Regions from separate parts of the Homo sapiens genome. Here all the other regions are linked to region 2. A link is a loop called in an ENCODE intact Hi-C map of the cell type or tissue named here. Cell type or tissue: PC-3. All regions are shown on one strand. Each heading gives the region's core, and the rest is flanking DNA. Links, peaks and the distances in the headings are about the cores only.

Region 1 (7,695 bases), core at 1,053-6,052, 78 kb after region 2:
CACAACAAAATTGGGCAACTTCATTTAAATATCTGCATTTCTGACTTTTTAAAAGCAAATTGCATGATCTGGCGGCACTGGGTGCCTGTTCTCATGCAGTAACCAATCAGCCAGAGCTGACTGGCGGCTGCCTTTTTTAGACAAGGTATGTGCTCTTGAGCCCCTACACCTCCCTATCCCAGAAGCTCTTGGGTCCCCACGACACCCTTCTCTTACACCTGCTGCTGCTTGTCATTGGCCTAACCTGCCTGGTTTCTACATGTGTTTGAGTTTGCCACCTTTGGATTAGGCCAAGAAGTTATGCTTTATTTTCTGTCTCAAACTATGATCATCAGATTGGGTTGTACAATGAGAATTGCATGACAGCATAACAAACCATTCTATGTCTGTGATGGAAAACTGCCTCCGACTTACCATCATCCTTTCAAACTTCACCATGGAGACTCCCTGTCATTACTTCCAGTAAAACCTTTGTCATCTCCTTAAGGATGAGTTTGAAGTTTTACTCAAGGGCAGGATACTCTCCCCCAACAAGAAGTGCTGCTGTATTTGTCTCTGACTGCCCCCCAACCCCTGAGGGGAATGAGGGAGGGGCATTCAGGTGCTAGAGGCCACTGAAGACCCAGTGATGCATTAGATGGTGTCCTTAGTCATTCCTATCGTAGCCACCGTAATGCATTTTTAGTAGTTAAAAACATCGCAATGTAATTTGATAATTTTAACACCAAAGCACAATTCACAAGAAGTAATTCTGCCCAAACAGTGTGGTCCAAGGACTCTGCATTGGACTGGGAAGCCAGACAGATCTAGGACTGAATCCCAACATTGTCACTTACTAATTGCTTGACCTTGGGCAAGGCATCTCCCCTCTCTATGCCTCAGTTTCTTCCTCTTTCAAATGGGCACCCATTGGACTCTTGCAAGGATTAAATGACATAACCCATGCTTACCCAATGTCTGGAATGTGGGCCACACTCAATAAGTGCGCTCTGTTATTACTCTTACCCAGATTTTGAGGGGTCGATTCAATCCAAGAGTGAAATTTACAACATTCATGGCAGAACGGATGGCTTGCAGGCAAAGTTAGACCCACTAGCATGTTTTGTTTGGCCTTTGCAGGATTTACAAAAATGAATTCATCATTTCCAACACTTAAAAATGAAGAGAGTTAAAAAAAATCAGGGGAGTTCATGTAAAAATCCAGACTTCTGGCAGCTCTTAGAAAATGGGAAGATCTAGGAACACTGGGCCCTCATTCTCAGAGGCAAAAATTGGCTGTTCCCTTCCAATGGGACAGGGGCTCGGACTTGTGCCAGTGCCCACCTGGCCCACTTTGCTCATTTCTGTTGCCTGCTTGGCTCCTGTGGGCAGGTGGGTTTTTTTGACCTGGAGGAATGGATCCACCTTGAGCCAATCCTCCATAAATATCATTTCCTGCAGACGGGGTTTGGAGAAGGTGAATAGCAGGTTGCATTTCCTGGCAGGTGCTCATGGTGCCATCTGTGTTATCGATGAAATGAAGAGCCATCAGCTTCAACAATTTGAGGGGCAGAGATGGGGTCATGGTCCTCTGAAAACAATCTGAGAAATTAACAGATTTGTAGCTGTGAATGGATGGCCATCTCATCACCCCATGTAGGTGGGCTGAAATTTAATGAGGAAAAAGTGTAAAGTCTTGCCCTTATGTCTGAAAACCAGTCTGTAGACTGGGGAGAGGTGTGCTTAGCAGCAGCACTTGTGAAAAAGACTTAAGGTTCTCGTTGACAGTGAGTTTTGCTGTGAGTCACTGTGAGGCAGTTGCCAAAAAACCTAATCTGATTCTGGGCTGCGTTTATAGAAGTCTAGTGTCTGGAAGACCTTTCTAACAATTAGAGCTGTCTTGAAGGAACAGGCAGGCAGTCTCCTAAGCCTTGATCTCCCAGGCGTAGGAGGTGCTCGAGGCTGGGTGATGAATCCCTGGAAGAGATTGTCAAGAGTGGGGATTTAGGCATCAGAGGGAGATTTGTTCTAGGTGACTTAGAAGGTCTCTGCCAATCTGAGATTTTCTGCTTTCTGCAGCCCAGTAGAGGAAAATAATTTCCATAACAAAAGTAAAACTCTTTCTGATAGAGGAAAGCAGGACTCCCTGAAGAGGCTCAAAATGGAAATGTAAACTTCCAGTTCTTACCAAGTAATGTGGGCAAAAGATATCACTGCCTCTACCCCACCCCTGACCCCCTGCCTTATTTCTCAGAGATAGGGGTCGGGGGTTGGGGTTGCGGGGCAGGATCTGCTCTGCACATTACTGGTAATTTTTTTTTAAAGCTGAACTTTTATGCAGAGCTTGCAGACTGACAGCACATGGGCCCGATCCAGCCTCAGGTGTGTTTTATTTGGCCTGTACTGTGTCTTTTAAAAATGTGAGTTAGATGCCAACTTGTAAAAATGAGGAGATTTTGTATAAAATATGGACTTCCCAGCAGCTTTTATAAAAGTCAGAAGGTCTGGCAGCGCTGGGCTTTTGTTCTGGGGATGAGCACCGATTGCCCTTCTGTGGCAGGACTTGAGCTCTCCCTTGGTCATGGTCCTAAACTCCCTACCTGGCCTGCGTCACCTGTTTACCCGGCCTGCCTGGCCCCAATAGGTGTTGGAGTTTGCCATCCCTGGTGTCATGGCTTGTTTTAAAGGCCCTGCGCTGTTGTGACCTTAAGGTGCCATTGTGGACTCTGCTTGGTCATCCCCTAGCAGAAGGGCGGGCAGCTGGGAGTTTGCCAGGGGATGGGGTTGGGGTAGAGGGAGTGGGAGCAGAAATGCTTTTATAGCTGCTTTTAAAAAGTACCTGTGGCTCACACACAGTCAGCCTCCAATTCTTTCATCTCAGTAAACACCCCCAGCTGTTCTATTGTATGGCTCCAAGGCCCCCAGTGGTTTTCCTTATAATGACCCAAGTCTTCAACCTGGTAACTTCCACACTGTGGGCCTGTTCTGGAGCTGTTCAGGACAGTGGCTTCCTCTTCCTCAGCAAAGCCTGCTAGACATTTGCAGACAGTAGTCTCCTCTCTCCTGGAAGCTGCTGACCATCCTTGCCCTGAGAAGGTGGTGTTGGGTGCAGAGAGACCAGATGGATTTCCTGGAAGTGGCTGAGACAGAGCTGCTTTCAGGTGGGTCCTGAGCTGGGCAGTTTCTGCTTGGAAGCCCTGAGTGTCACGTGAAGCACTGTTCTCTCCAAAGGCCCCTCACTCCAGGCTCAGAACCTCTCTGTCATCTGCTGGTGAGAGACAGAGAACTGAATCTTTTTATGAAGTTTGGGGATTTGGTGGTAGAAACTGCAGGCACTTTACCCAGAAGCAGGAATCTTCAAGGACTGTTAGCTCTAATCTGTTGGCTGCTACGAGTTGAGGGGAGTGAGGCCTGCCTGTAGACCTCTTGATTGCCCTGCTCTGCAATAGAATTTGCTAGACTTCCACGCTGTTTGACTCTGTCTCTCTGCTTTTTGGTTCTCAGGCTGAAATTGTCCATCCTAGACCTTCACAACCTATAGGACACCCTCCAACACCACTTCCCTGCACAGCCAGCCCCTCCCTGTGTGGTTCTGCAGGCTTCTCACTTAGGAGATGCCCTGCTGTTCTGAGTTATTTCTAGTGTAGACATAGGAGCTTGTCTGGCCATCCATGGTACAGCCATCTGGTGGCAGTTTCGTGTTTTCACTGTGGTTGCCTCAGTGTATTCTTTTATTGAGTCATCCTTTGAGTTTCCCTTTTACTTTTCCCTTATCTCTCTGTTTAAGGACTCGCCCTTTCTTGGGGCCTTTCTCCCACAGATATGAAGGTATTTGTGAATTGTGGCAATTTTGGGAAGGCGGTATTTCTTGGGAATGGCAGGGTGCTCCACGATTACTCGACATTTGGAAGATGCTGGAGTCTGCATGGGGGGAGAAGATGGGCAGGCACCCTCTGACCTGCCTGAACAGGGTTAAGTGTGCAGGGTGGAGGAGGGGTGCGTGGTGTTCCCACACGTCCATCTCCCTTCACACTTTCCTCCCTCTATTCCCTTTTCCACACCACTTGTAAATGGCATGACATTTCAACACGAATGTCATGGCTGCTACCTAGTTTGGGGTCCTGACCGGCTCAGCCTTCCCTGGGGGCTTCCAGAGGTCTGAGTCAGAAACAGCCAAGTCTCATGTCTAAATGAGTTGTTCTATTAACTTGGCTTGGGTAGCACTCGGTGACGAAACCTGACTGTTGCTGTAGGTATCATGTGGAAGGGCTGCGGGCATGGTGTATGCATGTGTTTGTTGCAGGCGTGTTTGGAGAGGAGGGTCAGGCCTTCTCTTCTGCAGGGGCGTCTGTTTTCCTTCAGAGCCCCGTGGCTTGTGAAATGGCATTGCACAAGGAAATGATCTATCTGGAGCCGATTTCACTCCTGTGTAGTGCTGGGAGCTAATTGAAACTTCGAGAGGAGAAGTGCCTGTCTTCCATCCAGAATCAAGATTAATTGATGTTCTTTAATGGAAACAAATCGAATCTCACAGCAACCCTTCCCATTAACCTTACAGTCATGCACTTTTCTATGAAGGCTGGGATGGTTCTTCAGAATCAGCAGGTTCTTGGAAACAGTTGATGCCTTGAAGCCATTTGTGTCTGTCCTCATAATGGCTGGTGGGAAACGGGGATAAAATGCCTTTGGAACACCTGATGAGTGGCTGGGATGAAGGGGTGATTCTTGTTTGCCTTGTGGCTTGCATGGCACACTCATGTTGCATTGCATTTGATCTCCCTAGCAACCCCGTGATGCAGGTGGAGTTGGACTGAGTATCTTTAATGTATCATGAGGAACTCCTCCTGACTTTGGAGCACCAGTCCCTCAAGATGTGTGCTGAGCAAAGGGCTCTGTGTTCAAATAAGTGTAGAAAACATTCTACTGCATCCCCTTCCTAAAGATTCATAGCTCACTTCTATGTATTAAAGACTCTGATAAGTCCTGTAGAAAAATCTATTTAATTCATTATTTCCTGAACTTATTAACCTAGGTACTCTTTTTCTTTACAGTGTAATTATTGGCATCTTCTAGACCTACTGACATGTCCTGTAAAAACCAGGTGATAAACATTTTAGGCTTTGTGGGCCATATGGTCTTTGTTGTAACCAATCAGCCCTCCCTTTGTAGTGCAAAAACATCCACAGACAATAGAGAAATAAGTGGATGTGGCTATGTTCCAATAACACTTTATTTCCAAACATAGGCTGTAGGCCAGATTTGACTCATGGGCTGTAGTTTGCTGACCTCTGTTCTGGAAAAGCATCCTGCGGTATATCTTTTTGGGAGATGATTCTTTAAGTGTCCAGTGAGTCTCACACAAGGACTGCACTCTCAGCCCCTAGCACTGGTGGCATAGTGGCAATGTCTTGTGGAGTGTGGCTCAGAGGCTGAATATCTTGCTCAGGGTATGTGACTGTTAAGTGCTATCACAGAGATATCACCCAAGCTGTTGACTATAAAATTGATTTATTTTTCATTATTCTCTTCTCTTTTGGAGTACAAGAAGCGGAAGGGGCAAAATGCTCTTGGGAAGGGGGCAAAATGCTCTGAGTGTCTGCTATGTAGAATCACAGTGATATGCATGCTAGGTGCACGTGGGCATTTATGTACAAGTTGGTATCAGTGCGACCATGATATTTGTGTTAGGAAACACAAATGTGGTTGATGGATAAGTTAGCCAGTTAGAGGCCTTTGTTTCAAAGCACTTAACAGAAGATGCTAAAAAGAAGATTCAAAGTGCAATTTGAATTGAGATCTGTGGTGATAAATCATTAATAGAATCAGCAACGTGCAGGAGTTTACTAAACACCTAACATGTTCCCTTGCTTTAATCAGAACTTTGAATTGTAAGCAACAGAAATCACCTAAAGCTGGTGGTAGTAGAAATACATGGATTTTATTATAAAGATGCAGGGTGTCTTGTGGAATCCAGGTGGGGAAATGCAGTTGGCCCCAGGCTGGCCTGGGACCAGGAAGGAGGGCCAGGGAGCCCTGGTTTGTTCTACGAATCGGTAGTACACTTCCTCTCATTTTGTCTTCTCACTGCACATCTGCTTCATCCTTCCTTCTCAGGAAGCCAGTCATTTCTGGTACTTCAACTACATGACAGGTACACAGTGGTTGCCCATTGCTCCCAGCTGTGTGTTTCAGGTGGAGGTAAACATATGGAAAGACTGTTGGCTGTCTCTCTCACTCATATTCTCTCTCTCATTTGTCTGTGATGCCTCCTCCCTAACTCTGAAGGGATCAACCTAGGCCATTCCTGAACCAGTCACTGTGGCCAGTGGGATGGGATTGACAAGAGATCTAGGTCAGCCAGACCCTACTCCTGTGGATGGGGCAGGCGGTTTCCAAAGGAGAGGGGCTACTACAGTCCTGCCCTGGCCAGGCGCTGAGCAGGCACAGAGTTAAGAAGAATCCTTTGATCCCCCGACATTTATAAATGAGTTGGGAAATAAAACCAATACATAGTAGTAATGACAATGTCACATGTGCTAAGTTGTTTCATTAGACAGTGGAAAAGATACTAAATAAGGCGCCAGTTTGGCTGCATAGACGTTGAGCACCAAAAGATGGAGTCAGGAGAGGGTGTGTGGACTGACCTTGTCAGGAAGGGCTGGCTTTCTGCAGCACATAGACATTCTCTGAGGGTGAGTGGGAAGCAGAGTTCTGACTGGGAGATCAGCATGGACAGAGCCAGAATTGTAATGTAAATGCAGTCTGGGTGGGAGTGTTAAACTGGGAGGCTCTTTACCAAGAGCAGGGAAATAACTTTATTTAAAAAATTTTTTCATATTAAAATTTTGTCTTTAAAAGATAGGGCCTTGCTCTGTTGCCCAGGCTGGAGTATGGTGGTGCCCTCATAGCTCACTGCAGTCTTGAACTCCAAGGGTCAAGCATTCCTCCTGTCTCAGCCTCCTGAGTAGCTGGGACTACAGGCGTGCACCACCACCAGGCCTGGCTAACTTTTAAAAATGTTTTTGTAGAAACAGGGTCGTGCTCTGCTGCCCAGGTTGGTCTCAAATACCTGGCCTCAAGTGATCCTCCTGCCTCAGCCTCCCAAAGGGCTGGAATGACAAGCATGAGCATGCCTGGCCGGAGATAACTTTAGAAAGCAGTGGGAAATGTGTTGAGGGAAAGCAGGAAGCTTTGCTGAAGACCCAGTCCCCAGTGGTCTCTTAATTGTACCAGGAGGGGCTGGAAGTTGGAACTGCTGTTCCTGGGGGAAGGGGCAGTGCTGGGGAAAGACCCTCAGCTCTACACAGGCAAGAGGAAGTCCAGGCTGGCAGATGCATGTCCTGGCCATGGGGCTGGGATACTCAGGAATAAGACTCAGGCACTGGGGACTAAGGCAGATGCTGTCACCAGCGGGGTGGGACAGAGGTGGGACCTGAGAGGATGGGAGGTGGGGTCTGCCCTGGGCTGTGAGGCAGCAGCAGGACTAGCAATGTGGATGGAGTTGCTTTGCCTTTCCTCAAGCCATCCTCTTCCCTGTCCTCTCATTAAAACTTTCCTGTGTGTGTCCCATTTGCTTGGGACCTCAAGGCCAATGATGAGCTAATCATCTAGGGAGCCAGTGATCAATGTGGCTTTAGGTGCTACCCAATTTTAGTGACATTTGCATTGGGACAGATGCCTTAAATGCCTTGATCCAAAAGAATGATAGTGCCTGAG
Region 2 (7,695 bases), core at 1,641-6,640:
AGTGACAGATCCTAACTGGGGGCTGGGCACAGTGGCTCATGCCTGTAATCCCAGCACTTTGGGAGGCTGAGGTGGGTGGATTGCTTGAGGCCAGGAGTTCAAGACCAGCCTGGCCAACATGGTGAAACCCCATCTCTACTAAAAACACAAAAAATAAGCCAGGCGTGATGGCACGTGCCTCTAGTCCCAACTACTCGGGAGGCTGTGGCAGGAGGACTGCTTGAGCCTGGGAGGCTGAGGCTACAGTAAGCCATGATTGCACCACTGTACTTCAGCCTGGGTAACAGAGCAAGACCCTATCTCAAAAAAGAAAAAAAAGTCATACAAGTGTGTAAAGAGCCGTGTATAATGATTACACATAAATATTTGAAAAACAAACATCTCGCTTATGAACGTATTTGAAAAACAAACATCTCTCTTAAGTCTCTAAGTTAAAAAAATACTTTATAGAATGACATGTATAATAGGTTGTCATTTTTGTGACTTTTTTTTGTGGCAGCCAGGAGATTGTGCTGCTCAGGTCAGGTTTAAGAGAGGACCTCCTCCTCAGAAATAGCACCACACATCTACAACCATCTGATCTTTGACAAACCTGACAAAAACAAGAAATGGGGAAGGGATTTCCTATTTAATAAATGGTGCTGGGAAAACTGGCTAGCCATAGGTAGAAAGCTGAAACTGGATCCCTTCCTTAACACCTTATACAAAAATTAATTCAAGATGGATTAAAGACTTAAATGTTATACCTAAAACCATAAAAACCCTAGAAGAAAACCTAGGCAATACCATTCAGGACATAGGCATGGGCAAGGACTTCAATGACTAAAACACCAAAAGCAAGGGCAACAAAAGCCAAAATAGACAAATGGGATCTAATTAAACTAAAGAGCTTCTGCATGGCAAAAGAAAGTACCATCAGAGTGAACAGGCAACCTACAGAATGGGAGAAAATTTTTGCAATCTACCCATCTGACAAAGGGCTAATATCCAGAGTCTACAAAGAACTTAAACAAATTTACAGAAAAAAATCAAACAACCCCATCAAAAAGTGGGCAAAGGATATGAACAGACGCTTCTCAAAAGAAGACATTTATGCAGCCAAAAAACACATGAAAAAATGCTCGTCATCACTGGTCATCAGAGAAATGCAGATCAAAACCACAATGAGATGCCATCTCACGCCATTTGGAATGGAGATCATTAAAAATTCAAGAAACAACAGATGATGGAGAGGATGTGGAGAAGAAATAGGAACACTTTTACATTGTTGGTGGGAGTGTAAATTAGTTCAACCATTGTGGAAGACAGTGTGGTGATTCCTCAAGGATCTAGAACTGGAAATACCATTTGACTTAGCAAACCCATTGCTGGGTATATACCCAAAGGATTATAAATCATGCCACTATAAAGACACATGCACACGTATGTTTATTGCGGCACTATTCACAATAGCAAAGACTTGGAACCAGCCCAAATGTCTATCAATGATAGACTGGATTAAGGAAATGTGGCACATATACACCATGGAATACTATGCAGCCCTAAAAACGGATGAGTTCATGTCCTTTGCAGGGACATGGATGAAACTGGAAACCATCATTCTCAGCAAACTATCACAAGGACAGAAAACCAAACACTGCATGTTCTCACTTATAGGTGGGAATTGAACAATGAGAACACCTGGACACAGGGTGGGGAACATCACACACTGGGGCCTGTCGGGGGGTGGGAGACTGGGGGACGGATAGCATTAGGAGAAATATCTAATGTAAATGACAAGTTGATGGGTGCAGCAAACCAACATGGCACATGTATACCTATGTACCAAACCTGCACATTGTGCACATGTACCCTAGAACTTAAAGTATAATAAAAAAATAAAAATAAAAAACAGCAACAAAAAAAATCTAAAAAAAAAAAAAAAAAAAAAGAGAGGACCTCCTGTGAGGGCTGTGGGTAGCTTCAGCCCCTCCCTGTTACACCGCAGCGTTCGCGTGGAGGTCACACTCTTCTTGAGCTGCCCTCACCAGTGACTGAGCACCAGGAGGACACTACAGTCCCGAAGCCTGAGGCTCTTCCTGCCCAATCCTTCCTCCCCTTCTCTCTTCTTTGGTGGCAGACCTGCAGCAGGGTCTGAGACTTTCTGGGCCTGCTCCTATTCCCTCACTCCTTTATCCTTCTTAGATGTTTCTTCCAATTAGTCTTTTGTATGTCTAATTTTGTCTTAGCGTCAGCTTCCTGGAAGGCCCAACCTGACATTTCTTTGTTCTCAGGACCCTGACATAATGGAGATGGAACAACCTCTGAAGGTTGTTGTGAGGATTAAATGAGGTATTGTTGAGAAAGGCTTAGCAGAAGGCCAGCACAGAGGAGGAGCTTAGTGATATTATTCCCCAGGTGAGCAGGTGGAGAATGGTATCTGTCAGATGTCAGTTTCATTAGCTGTTGCAACCCAGTGGACTGTCCCTGAATACCTGTCCCCTGGGAGTTTCTTCAGGAATAAGGGACTCAAAATTGGAAATGGGAAGCCCTGGGAAGATGCATCCCAGGCCCTCAGGGAGTGAGCATACGACCTCTGGAAGAAACTCCTGGTTTTGGGGAGGTCCTAGTGCGGAGGGGGAGAAGCCCAAATGGGAGGCTTTGAGCTTTATCCCTCACTGACAACAGCACCGGCCACTCGCTGTAGCTTGGAGGAGAGAGCCAAGGGCAGCAGAACATGGTGAACCTGGGCGTCAGAGTAAAATCCCAGCTCTGCCATTTACTACCTACCCACCAGGGCTGCTGTTAGATTTAAGATGCTAAAGATAGAATGCTGAGCACAGAGTGAATGTCTAAGACCTACTAGTTCCACTCCCCTCCCCGATACCATTTTCATTCTACCGTTCTTGTAACTACTCTGGGTTTGAGAATTATGGCAGGAGACTGTGCTAAGGAGCCAAAGTCTAATCTCTGGATTGCTGAGAATAAAAGGAAGGTCTGGGGAAAGAAAGGAGGGAGGGCAAGTGGGCATGAAGAAGAACAGAGCTTTCATTAGGCAAGTGTTTATGGGCAACCCCCACGTGCCAGGCTCTCTGCTGGGTGTTGGGTTATGCAGGTGATTAGGACACAGGCACTGTTCTTAAGGAGCTCAGGTGCTGAAGGGGAAGTTACTGTTGTGGACTAACTGGTCTGTAAGTCGTACATGGGGTCCCGTACCACAGGCAGGCACAGAGCTTGGCAGCAGTGCGACCCTGGACAGAATTGTTTGTGAAACGTCTCCCCTTCCAGACGAAGTTATTATAGCTCTTGTGATTTTGTGTGGTGCCTAGATTTCCCCCGTTGTACACTCAGTTCAGGAGTACTTACTCAAGTCTCACTCAAGGGCATGGGGACCCCAAACACCTTGTTCATGTGCACCCCAGGGCCCAGCACACTGTAGGCAGATGTGTGTTGACTGAGTGGTCTTCAGTTTCCTTATTTTAAGATGAAGATAATGTTGATCTTAACAGGCTGTTGTGTGGATTAAATGAAGTAATGTTTATCAAGTGTAAATCGCCTTCCAAATGTTATTATTGTAGACTTTTCAAATTGGTGCAGTCTCTTGTGGATTAAGCCAGTGACTTGAGCAGTCATTCTATACCTTCCTCATGGCTATTTTGAAGATTAAATAAATTAATATAAATAAAATGCTTAGAACAAGGCTTATCACATCACAAACACTCAAAAAGTGTTAGCTAAATCAACAAGGATAAAATTTCAGGTATGCAAGATGATTAAGTTTTAGAGATCTCTATATAGGTGTAGTATATAGTTAATACTGCTGTATTGTGTACTGGAAAATCCATTAAGAGGGTAGGTCTTATGTTAAGTGTTCTTTTTTTTTTTTTTTTGAGATGGAGTCTCACTCTGTCGCCCAGGCTGGAGTGCAGTGGTGCGATCTCAGCTTGCTGCAACCTCCACCTCCCGGGTTCAAGCAATTCTCCTGCTTCAGCCTCCTCAGTAGCTGGGACTACAGGCATGCGCCACCATGCCCAGCTAATTTGCGTACTTTTAGTAGAGATGGGGTTTTACCATGTTGGCCAGGCTGGTCTTGAACTCCTGGCCTCAAGTAATCTGCCCGCCTAGGCCTCCCAAAGTGCTGGGATTACAGACATGAGCCACCGCGCCTGGCACGTGTTCTTGCCACAATTAAAAACAAACAAACAAACAAACAAACAAATGTAAAGGAAAAAATATAAGTAAGAAAAAATCGAGGCAGTGTTACAGCTTGTCAGAGTGCTCAGAACAAATGCTGTATAACTTCTAGAATTTATCATCTACATTGGTTTATAACCATTTACTATTTCAAAAGTGGTGACAAAAGGTGGTGGTGGGAGATATTAGGTACTTTAAGTATTATCTTCGTTGCCATTCTTCGGTGTCATTTTACCCATTCGAATTCTGAGGTTCAGAGAACTGAAGCCCCTTGCTCGGATTGCAGAGCCTCTCCCCCTTGTACCCGGGAGACTGTTCCTAGTGGCTGTTCTGGGACATTCTCAGAGCGGTTCGCCAGGTGGCGCTCTTCCCCCGGGATAGGATCCGGCCAAGACCCACCCCGCGGCAGACGCTAGCCCTTCCTCACTGCAAGAACCTGGCGTTCTACAGCCAGCAGGGGTTTTGAGCGTGTCTAAGCTCTCATTTTAGAGGGAGAGAAATAAAGCTCTGCGAGAGTATGTCCCTGGGCTCAGAGCCACCCACAGGCTCCAGGTGGTGCTGGGGCGGAGTCCCAGTTTATCCAGTGACGAATCCCATTTGCCTCTTACCTCCCTGCGGCATCCTGACCTAGCTCCCCACGCCCACCTGAGCCCCTTCCTTGCAGACACCATGTCATGCCTGGCTGCAGCTGGGCAGAGCGAAGTGCTTCTCTGCCGAGCTGTCGCAAAGCTCCACTATCTAGGAGTAGAGCGAGTGTTTGGGAGCAGGGCAAGCGTTTAGGCAGGCTGGGGAGGGGTGAGGGGGATACCCAGGGACGCACCCTCCCGTTTCTCATTCGTCTCTAGCTGCAGTCAGAAGCAGTGTATGCACTGCTAAGGCCAGGGCCCCTGGAGTCAAACTGCCTTCGCGGAAACCCTTGGCCTCCCCTTACCCAGCAGTGGGCCCTGGGGGCTCACTAAGTTTCCCATCTCTAAAATGGGAATAGTAATACTTACCTCATTGGGTCACCGTGGGGACTCGGTGAACGTACATAAGGCACTGAGGACGGTTGTAAGCACATGATAAGCACAATAAAAATGTTAGCTCTCGGCAAGACGACTCACCAGCACCCTACCTGGATAGAAGAGTTTAGGTGAGAATTTCAGGATGATTCATCATACTCCTCGCCTATTCACTCACCCCACAATATCCTTTCAGAGTAACAACTGCCGTTTATTGGCAGTTATGCCAGGCAGTATGCGAAACCTGTGATTTCCATGATCTCAATTAATCCGCAGATCAACCCTGTGAAGTAGGTACTATTATTGTTCCTCTCTCATGGTTGAGGCTTACACAAGATTAAGTCATTTATCCCAGGTCACGCAGTTAATGACAGAAGTGCGTCCCACGCTCATTCCTGTCTGGTGCCAAAGATGAAGCTTTTTACTACTACTCAATATTCTACCTCCTCTTGAAGCCAGTTAAAAACAACAAACACAGCCCCTCAACAAACACAGGCTCCCAAAGGAGCCACAGGCATCAGCCGTGCTCACTGTAATTCTACAGGACCCACCCCTTACAGAAACCATGGTCTGTAGAGTGAGATTTCTTTCTGCTCTTACGTGGCACAAAAGAGAGAATTTTACAGATGTCTCCCTGCTCCCCTGCAAAGTGCTTTGACTGACACAGAGGCCTCTACACATTAAAGCTAAGTTAGCCATGGAGCCTTTAAGGGCCACCTTCCCCTCTTCCTGTTTCTTCTGAACCTCAAGGCCACCCATCTGGGCAGGCGGGGGACCTGCATCTCAGGCATGTGCGTTAACTTAACTTCTGGGCCATCCCGGATGTAATGCAAGGGCTCAGTGACTCAGGCCAGTCTATCTGGGATTTGTCCTCTCTTGGCATGTGAGAGTCTGTGCAGCATTGACATCTTTTGGCCATGAATGAAACAACAGGAACCAACCTACAAATGCAGAATCCCAGAAAGTCAGGGCCGGAAGAGGCTGTAGGAAGTTAAAAAACGAAACTTCACCAAGGGAAGGGTCTTGATGAGGATCACATTGAGAGGAAGGAAGGTGACCAGATTTAAGCCCTTTTTTAACTTCCATACCTTCCTGGTACCCTCTGCTCCCAGAGGTGCTGAGCTGGGAGGGGTGGGAGTGGGCAGCCAGGTTGCTAAGCTTGTGCATTCAGTCAGGTGTCTCTTTCTTCCCCTCCCCAGCATGTGATTATCCTCTAAAACAAGACTTCTCAACCTCAGCATAGCCCAGACATTTAGGGTTGGATCATTCCTTGTTGTGGCAGCGGTCCTGTGCATTGTCTGATGCTGAGCACAATATTTGTCCACTACCCACCACCCACTGGTTTCCAGTAACACTTCCTTCTCCCACTCTGTTGCATGACAACCAAAAATGTCTTCAAACATCATGAAATATCTCCTGGGGGACAAAATTTCTCCCCTCTCTCCCTTCTGTTGAGAACCACTACTCCAAAAGCAGACTCCTTCCTCCTTCCCTTCCTGGAACACATCTTAAGAGCTTGGTATATGCCATGCTTTGCTGGCTCATGAATCAAGCCCTGGCTCTGTCCTTAAACAATTCAGAGTCTAGCTGAGGAGACAAGGCCCACACAGGTGGCAAAGATGGGAAGCCTCTCCACAGAGACAAGGGCGAGGTGCCCAAAGGAGCACAGGGGCAGATGCCTCACTGTCTGGGGAGATGTGAGGAAGCGTCACAGAAGGACAGATGGCAATTTCTCAGGCAGGCAAGGTGGGTAAAGGACATTCCAGGCAGAAGAAATGGAATGTACAAAGGTAAAGAGTTGTGAAGTGTGAAGTTTTGGGGAAAAATATTTTAGTATGACTGTACTCCAGAGTGCACATGAGGAGAGATTAAGGAAAGGGGCTGGAGAGTCAGGCAGCACAAGTTGATGATAGTGTTGTTGGTGGTGGTGATGATGGTGGTGATGATGAAGATGATGATGGTGGTGGTGACGATGGTGGCTAACACATATAGAGCACTTAGCGTATGCCAGACATTGTTCCAAGTATTTCTCATACATTATCTCTTAATTTTCATGGCAATCCTTTGAGGAAGGTGCTATCATTACCTCAGTTTACATATGGGAAAAATGTTGCAGAGAGATGAAGTAACATGCCAAAGTCACATAGCTTGTGAAGGTTCCTTGTGAGCCCTGAGAAATTTGGCTATGGAGAGCTAAGGGTGTTTGTTTGTTTTTGAGATAGAGTCTCACTCTGTCGCCCAGGCTAGAGTGCACTGGTGTGATGTTGGCTCACCGCAACCTCCGCCTCCCAGGTTCAATCTCCTGCCTCAGCCTCCTGAGTAGCAGGGATTACAGGTGTGTGCCACCATGCCTGGCTAATTTTTGTATTTTTAGTGGAGATGGGGTTTCACCATGTTGGCCAGGCTGGTCTCGAACTCCTAAGCTCAGATGATCCACCTGCCTCAGCCTCCCAAAGTGCTGGGATTACAGGCGTGAGCCACCTCACCTGGCCGAGCCAAGGATCTTAAGTAGAGCAGCAAC
Region 3 (7,695 bases), core at 1,053-6,052, 270 kb after region 2:
CAGCCCGTACAGCTGTTCCTCTGGGCTCTGGCAATTTGGAAACATCAGGATGATTCACACCAGGCAAGGCCCTTCCAGCACACGGGGCGGCAGATGTGCAGGGTCACTTTCGAAGAACCTTTTAGAAACGAACCCATTATAATTTTTTTTTCTTTTCTGGCGAGAGAATGTTGTCATAGTCTCAAAACAACAGAAGCTGTATTTTACACCAAATTCTGCAAATAGTGAAACAGATGGGGGATGAATTGAGCTGTCCCTCACTTCCTCCTAATTCCTAGAACTCACGCAGAGAAGTTTGTTCCAGCAGAGTGTGGGAGAGGAGATCTGTAATCAAACACTTGGCCAGGTCTCAGGGTCTTCCCTCAGGGGAAAGTTGAGGGTTTGTGTGTTTTGTTTTGTTTTGTTTTGTTTTGTTTTGTGTTTTAAATAAAGCCCTCTGAAGTGTTGTCTTCCACACCCTCCTTGACCTAGGGCCTGGGAAATCCAAGCTGAGTTTATCAGACCTCCCACTTAGACACCCTGCATTCAACTGCAGCTACCCTGCGTTCAATTGCAGACATAGCCCTGTGTACTCTGGTTCCTGGTCAAGGTCAAAGACAACTTTGTTAGTAAACTAAAAGTCTCCCCTTACCTCCAAAATCATGATTTAACTTGTGGAAATTGTTGCTAACAATGTCTCTGTCCTATGGCTCTCTCTGTATCTTCCATGGACTCCCACACGAGGTGGATATCATTTCTGGATGGTTATTTGAGCAGGATCCCCTCAGCTAAGTTGCTGTTGACCTTGTATAGAGGAACTGGTGTTGCATATGGGCTGCAGCATGTTATATTTTTCTCACACTTCAGAACCTTATCTTAGAATAGACCAAATTCATAATAACCCTGTAATTCAGGATGGCCAGATGTGATAATGCACTTAAGTTTAAAAGCGTATTGCAAATGTCAAAGCAAGATGCAAATATAAGGTTTGATTATTGTGATTCAAATGAATGTCTGGCTCCCCTTACCCAGGTTGACATGCCCTCGTGGTCTGGATTAGAGGTGAAATCACTTGAGATCTTGTTCAGGCAGATGCAACGCAGTACACAGCCCATGAATAGCCTCCAAGGGCCCGACTGGCATTGCCCTACAGCATTGCCACCATTTGGGATGTTGACCTCCAAGTCTATTAGGTTATCTAGGGGAATTTTTCATCACATCCCTTTAGTTGCAGGATAATTTTGAGGCTATTTCCTGTGTTGCCAACGTGTGTTAATTTTCATCTTGATTAAAAGGCAGAAAGGGGACATTGGTCTCTGGTTTCTCTTTCTTCCTCTCTGTGGCTTTCTCTGTTCCTGTTTTCCCTGCCTCTCTTTCTTTCTTTCTTTCCTTTTTGCTCTGCATCTGAGCAGCAGAAGAGATGGAAGGCTTAGGCTGCCCCACTTTCCTTGGCCGAGCTGCCCCCCTGCTCCCCACTTTGTGCCCCACCCAGCACTTCAGTAAGTCGATATAGATTTGATATTGTGCAAAGTTGGGATAGCTACGTTTCCTTGTCAGAGATTCCAGACAGTGCACAGAGCACCACACAAAGAAAGAAATCCTCGTGTGATTCACACAGTCCTTTGCTTTCTGGATTGGGCAGGAAAAATGGGAAAACATATGCTATTTCCCCTTTTTTCCACTTTGTAGAATTTAAGAAAAAACAAAAAACACTTAGGACTTTCTTTTAAGGAAACCCTCCAGTTGGGCACCGTAGGTTTTTTGATATTGAGTGTCCAACACCTGCTTTTAGAGTCTCCGCTCTTCCTGGCCATGAGAATTTAACAGATAATTTAATGTTACTTCTGGATGTTCTATGATAAAATCACTTTCATACTCACACTAGATCCTTGAGAGTAGGAAGAGCTGAATTTTACCACCAGCCTCAATCACATTTTATTTGTGTGACCTTAGGCAAGTTTCTTCATCTTTTGTGGGCTCACTGGCCTTGTATGTAAAGTGAATTGAATATTCTTTCCCAGCCTCACAGGGTTGTTGTGAGGTTGTCATGCAATGTGATAAGGAAATGATCTGGGAATGTTCAAAAACAAGCCAAACACTATGAAAACAGGGTGACAATGTTGCTATCATCAAGTTATTTCTAATCCCCAAACTTAAAACCTTTGGCCTTGTGTCACATTTTTGACACTCTCTTTTGCCTTTGGTATTTGAAAATTTAAGAGCAGCTCTTGTAAGAAATCCCACCCCACATACATACATCCTCAAAAAAAAATAAGTAATTTTTGAAAAATAAATGACATGGACTTAGCTAACCAAATTGACATAGATCCAAGATGGGCTTGAAAGAATCTTGCCTGTTGTTTCTTTTCAAAATTTTGATCTGTGCTGTTATTTTGTTTCCATTGTTTGGGTGGCATGATATTTGGATTCACCTGGTTTTTGCCCATGCATGTACTGGAGCTAGCAGCATTTGCTCAATACTCAAACACCTAGGAGAAGTTGGTTAGAGGTCCCTGGGGATGGCTGGCTTACCGAAGGAGACAGGTACCACAAGCCCAGTCAGCAGAGGCAGCATGAATCTCATTAATCCTGATTGGCTGCATAGTCTGGAAGATTTCTTGCCCGCTCACAGAAATCAATCAAGACTTGGGGGACCAGGTCTTTGCTTGTCATGTGTGGACATTATCTGTGCCTGGCTGAGTCCCCACTTGTTGCTACCCAAATTTTGAACCAAGCCATTTGAAAATGAACTGCCTCTCTTGGTTAGGGGCCCTCTTCTTAACCTTCAAAAGGCCTTTGCCCCAGAAGGCTGGCACCATTGAGTCAGGCCAACTTGTGTGGTGAAATGAGCAAATAAGCCAACACAGGTATATGCATGGTGAGCAATTCTGGAAACGGGTCCAGTGTTTGTGGCTGTTTCTCTGGTGAACTGTGGTGTGGTTACCCCTCCCTGTGGCCAAGAGTGGAGCACACTTTAGGAATGGAAATCCTAAAGTAAAGCAAGACACTTTCAACCTGATCCCATGGCAAAGGTTACTGGGGTAGATGAGTCCTTGGCTGGAAATAAAAAAGTGCCCTAAGGCTCCATGATGGTGGCCTGGTAGGAAAAGCCCTGAACTTGGAGCCAAAGAGTCCTGGGTTTGGGCTCCAGCTCTGTCAGTTCTCCTTCACAGGAGGCTTCAGTCTCTGCCTCTGTAAAATGGGGCCACATGCACAGGGTTGAGATGGTATTAAGTATAATAATGGATTTGAAAGTGCTTTAATTGAAAATGTACTTGAGGCTGGGTAAGGAGGCTCATGCCTGTAATCTCAGCACTTTGGGAGGCCAAGGCGGGCAGATCACGACGTCAGGAGTTCAAGACCAGCCTGGCCAACATGGTGAAACCCTGTCTCTACTAAAGATACAAAAAATTAGCTGGGTGTCGTGGTACATGCCTGTAATCCCAGCTACTCGGGAGGCTGAGGCAGGAGAATCGCTTGAACCTGGGAGGCAGAGGTTGCGGTCAGCTGAGATCATGCCATTGCACCCCAGCCTGGGCGACAGGGCAAGACTCCGTCTCAAAGAAAAAGGAAAAAAAAAAAAAAGAAAGAAAAGAAAGTGTACTTGACTAAAGAGCAGGATATTACCATTATCCTGGGGTCACCCAGGGACCCCAAAGAAGTTGCAGCCTCCCTCATGGCATCAGTTTCTTCATCTCTGAAATGAGAATAGTAATTGCCTGGCTCTTAGATCAATGAAGTAAAGATCAGTCAAGTGCATTTGAAATGCCAAGAGGCATTAGGAAGATCAGTGCCCTGGTACATTGGGAGTTGAGACTTGGTGATAAATTTAAACCAAAATAATGAAAATTAACCCTCACAATCATTTTTGAAAGTCTCTTGCTTTCTCGGGCTACAGATTACATCTCTCTCCCCTGATTCCCCCTCCATCTGGTCAGCTTTGCAGGATGACAGCCTCTGATTGGAGTTTCAGTGGTTTCTTGCACATGTACTATATTCCCCCTAAGATTTAGAATGCATTTGAGTTATGTAAGAGTTGCTCCTGCTTGGCATTGTGGGTAAATTAAGGTCCCCTAAAACATCCAAAGGCCTTCAGATGGAACATTGGAAACCAATGTCTTGGCGGGGGGTCAGGGGCTTCCATTTACATTTTGTGTTCCCCTTTAGTCGTGGGTTTTAAGAGCATCTTTCCCAGTTGTATGTTTATGTTGGTTGCTTTCTTGATTTCTTTTGTTCCGTTTTCCCCTAGGCCCCCCTGTCTTCCCCCTAAACCACAGAAAATGAGGAGACCTAGGCCTCTCTCAGTGTATAGCCATAAACTCTTTAACGGCAGTATGGAAGCATTCATTAAGGTACTTGCTGGGGAGCCGTGGAGTCCGCGAATGCACCCAATGTAATGGCAGCCTCTGTCCGCCCGCCTCCCTGCCAGCAGACAGCCCTGTCCTTGGCCAGGCCCTGTGGAGCTAGTTCCTCACTGCAGCCTGCTCTTAGCTTCAGCAAGGACTTTTCACGGGAGCTGCCGTGGCTTCTAACCATTTGCTCCTAAGTGCCCTGCGCAATTCTCAGCCCTGGGGGTAGGGATTCAGATCATGAAAGAACTCAGGGAAGTCCAAGTATGGCTGAAATGCCACACTTCATTCACGCTTCATTGCTTCAGCAACTGCAGTCCTAACACCTGAGGGACAGTCAGAGAAACCCCATTCCCTCACTTCACACCTACATCTCCCAAGAGGAGCTAGATTGAAAGCAACACAGAGGAAATCCCTGTGGGTATCAGTGTGTTTTTATACACGTGAATTTTTTTTTTAGTTGCATATATACCAGCAAAGGAAACACATACATTTTTTATAAGAGAAAATCCTCCCACCTAGTTTTGCTTCCTGTTAGGTGGTCTGGGAGAAGGGAGAAAAGTTGAGGTTGTCCCTTTTGAATTCTAGGTTAATCCTTTGTACCTTAAACTAAAAATTGAAGTAGTTTAGCTAGGCGAGTTTCTCTTTTCTTTTCTCTTTGGTGTAAAGGGTATGAGATTAAGCCATATCAGATATAATGGCTCAAGGGAAATTAAGAAGATGGAGAAGCGAAGAGCAGCAGCTGGGGAGATACTTGAGGAAGGGGAGAAGCACTCTTAACATTACTTAGAGGAAGCAGGGAAGTCCCTGCAACTGATTTGAGAGCCCACTACCTTCTAATGAAGACACTTTCTTCAGAGAAGATGATAGATATCAATCAGGAGAAAAAACAAAGGCTCCTGGGCTTTGCCAATGATTTGGGGGTTTTGGAGGCTGCTCGTGCTCCAGCTGTCTACTTGTGATCCTCAGACAGGGTCCAGCACAAGACTTGCAGGACAGCAAAAGACTGGATATATGAGTTTGGCCTTAGGCAGGGGAGGGGGTAAGCAGGACCAGCCTGGGTCCCAGGACTGTCTCTGCCTGTGGGCTGAGTTCTGGGGAAGGGAGAGTGGGGAAAAGGGCAAGTGGAAGACCAGGGCCCAAGTTGGGACTGCCCAGGGTCGAAGGATGTCAGGGGCTGCTGTAGGATGCCTAAGAAGACCAAAGCGTAGAGGATTCCCAAAAGGAAGGGCCCATGGATGCATCAGGAAGGAAGATCAGGAGGTGACCCAGAGGGAGTGGTTTACTGGGTCATGGGAGGGCAGGGCTGTACCAAAGGAATCCTCTGTCTCCATCCTCCCTCCTCTCTCCTCCAAGACTTTCTTCTTTCATCCTTGCCCATAAAAGAGCCATGGTCCATGGCCAAGAAGGGGCTAGTTACTCTCCCTTCCCTCAAGGAGTCAGTAGTGGAGCTTGGGCAATTTTAAACACAAAAGGCAGAAAGTGGAAGGTGATTTAGGATGAGCACCTGGTGAGTTATCCCCACAGAAACAAGTTTAGGATAGGCGCAGTGGCTCACACTTGTAATCCTAGAACTTTGGGAGGCTGAGGTGGGAGGATGGCTTGAGCCTGGTAGATCAAGGCTGCAGTGATCTACAGTCATGCCACTCCAGCCTCGGTGACAGAGCAAGATCCTGTCTCAAAAATAAACAACAAAAAAAAAGAAGTTCAGAGCAAGAAGAGCTATGAGCTCAAGCACAGTAGGCTTCTGGAGGGGCTTTGAGAGAAAGATGGGAATACAGAGGAGAATGAAAGGACAGAAGGAATTATTGAAAGGAAGAACAGAAGGAATGAAGGCTCAGAGACAGGGACATCCTCAGTTTGCTTAGGTCTTTGGAAATGGGTGATCAGTCAGGATACTTGGAAGGAATCAACTCTTATCTGACAGTACTTGACAAGTAGATATTCTGTTGAGTTAAGTATTTTCGTAATAGAGGGGTCCTATATATAAGATGTGACTATAAAGTTATCTGACTTTATTCCTTCTGACCAACACATCATAACCTAGTCAACCACATGAGTGTTTGCCCCTTTGAGACAGTCACCTTGGGAAGCCACCTTCTTACCTGAATGTGTTGGCATTGCTGCAGCTGCTTTGGTCAATCTTCTTTAGAGCCTGGAGCATGGCCTTTACCAGTGGGGCCAAGACTATGTATTCAAATGGACACCTTGTCTTTGGAATAGAAAGCTCCGTTTGAAGCTGAGCTTTGCGATGCCATTGGAGGTGCAAAATGGCAAGAGGAATATGCTACAGTGGGGCTGTTCCACTGGCTCTGAAAAGAGCACCCCAGCAGCGACAGCCCAGAGCACTTGAGCAGTGGCAGCGCTGTTGGAATAAGTGCATCACCTCCTAAGGGGAAAAGTTGGAGGAATAATACTCATTTGACTGGGAAAAAAGGTGTGTTTGTTAAATACTATTTCATTCATTCATTCATTCATTCATTCATTCATTCATTCATTTATTGAGGCAGTCTTGCTGTGTCGCCCAGGCTGGAGTACAGTGGCACAATCACGGCTCACTGCAGCCTTGACCTCTTGGGCTCAAGTGATCCTCCCACCTCAGCCTCCCGAGTAGCTGGGGCTATACGCATGCACCACCATGCTTGGCTGATTAAAAAATAATTTTTTTTTTTTTTGTAGAGACAGGATCTTACCATGTTGTTCAGGCTGGTCTTGAACTCCTGGGCCCAAGGGATCCTTCCCAAGGGCCTCCCAAAGTCCTGGGATTACAGGCATGCGCCACTGCACTTGGCCTTACTATTGCGTTGCTTTATAGTCACACTGTACTCATCACATACCATCAGCACAGTTCAATAAACTCATACTGTGCACCTACTATGAGCTAAGTGGTCAATGTTTTACAGCACAGTTTTACTGTGAAAGATTATTAACTTTCAGAGAATGAAAAGGCAGTATAATGTATTCAATCCTTCAACTATTGAGAATGGAATTTAATTTTCTATTATAATTCACATGCCTTCTGAAAGAACATTGAACTAAGAGTCCCCAGCTTTGAAAAACCACACCTGTGAAAAGTTTTTTTAATAAAATAACATCACTGGGACTTCACAATTATGGTGGTCTAGAGGGACAAGGAAGCATCCCCTGGGTTCATAATCATAAGTAAATGTTGCTGGAGTTTGTTTTATACATTTCTTGGACCCTACCTGAATAAACAAACCCCTTTCAAAATCCTTGATGTTTTTTCCTCCTCCTCTCAGGCAAAAGGAGAACTCATTTTTATAAGAGCCAATTTTGAAGCCCAGGAGGTTCACCTCTGGGACAAGGGGAGAATCCTCTTCTTGTTTCTGTAAAATAAGCATGACAA

The links. A loop is a pair of places that touch in the nucleus more often than their neighbours do. Peaks named below come from ENCODE experiments on the same cell type or tissue, not always from the same donor. Only the 100,000 strongest peaks of a DNase experiment are listed, where the experiment ranks them.
Region 1: it touches region 2 in a loop (6-fold over the local background); 4 of 110 quality-filtered maps call a loop at or near these places.
Region 3: a loop joins it to region 2, with 10 times the contacts of the local background. A loop is called at or near these places in 3 of 110 quality-filtered maps.

The regions. Positions count from the first base shown.
Region 1 is chr3:9,220,676-9,228,370 of GRCh38, reverse strand. The region is part of intron 1 of SRGAP3 (SLIT-ROBO Rho GTPase activating protein 3); the gene reads left to right. Among named protein-coding and RNA genes, the nearest start is that of SRGAP3-AS3, 7.6 kb to the right of the region's middle. RefSeq lists an enhancer at 3,716-3,975. In PC-3, for the core only: a CTCF peak has its summit at 3,673 (motif pointing left); a DNase peak (open chromatin) is centred at 1,810; H3K27ac peaks cover 884 bases.
Region 2 is chr3:9,299,599-9,307,293 of GRCh38, reverse strand. It overlaps a transcript of SRGAP3 not described here. Among named protein-coding and RNA genes, the nearest start is that of SRGAP3-AS4, 54 kb to the right of the region's middle. RefSeq lists a silencer at 4,434-4,543. In PC-3, for the core only: CTCF peaks have their summits at 4,533 (motif pointing right) and 6,067; DNase peaks (open chromatin) are centred at 4,623 and 5,273; H3K4me3 peaks cover 1,019 bases; H3K27ac peaks cover 1,266 bases.
Region 3 is chr3:9,029,286-9,036,980 of GRCh38, reverse strand. SRGAP3 (SLIT-ROBO Rho GTPase activating protein 3) reads left to right here. Exons shown (of 22, transcript NM_014850.4): 12 at 4,229-4,331. Among named protein-coding and RNA genes, the nearest start is that of RAD18, 70 kb to the right of the region's middle. In PC-3, for the core only: a CTCF peak has its summit at 2,938; no DNase peak of the experiment used is centred there.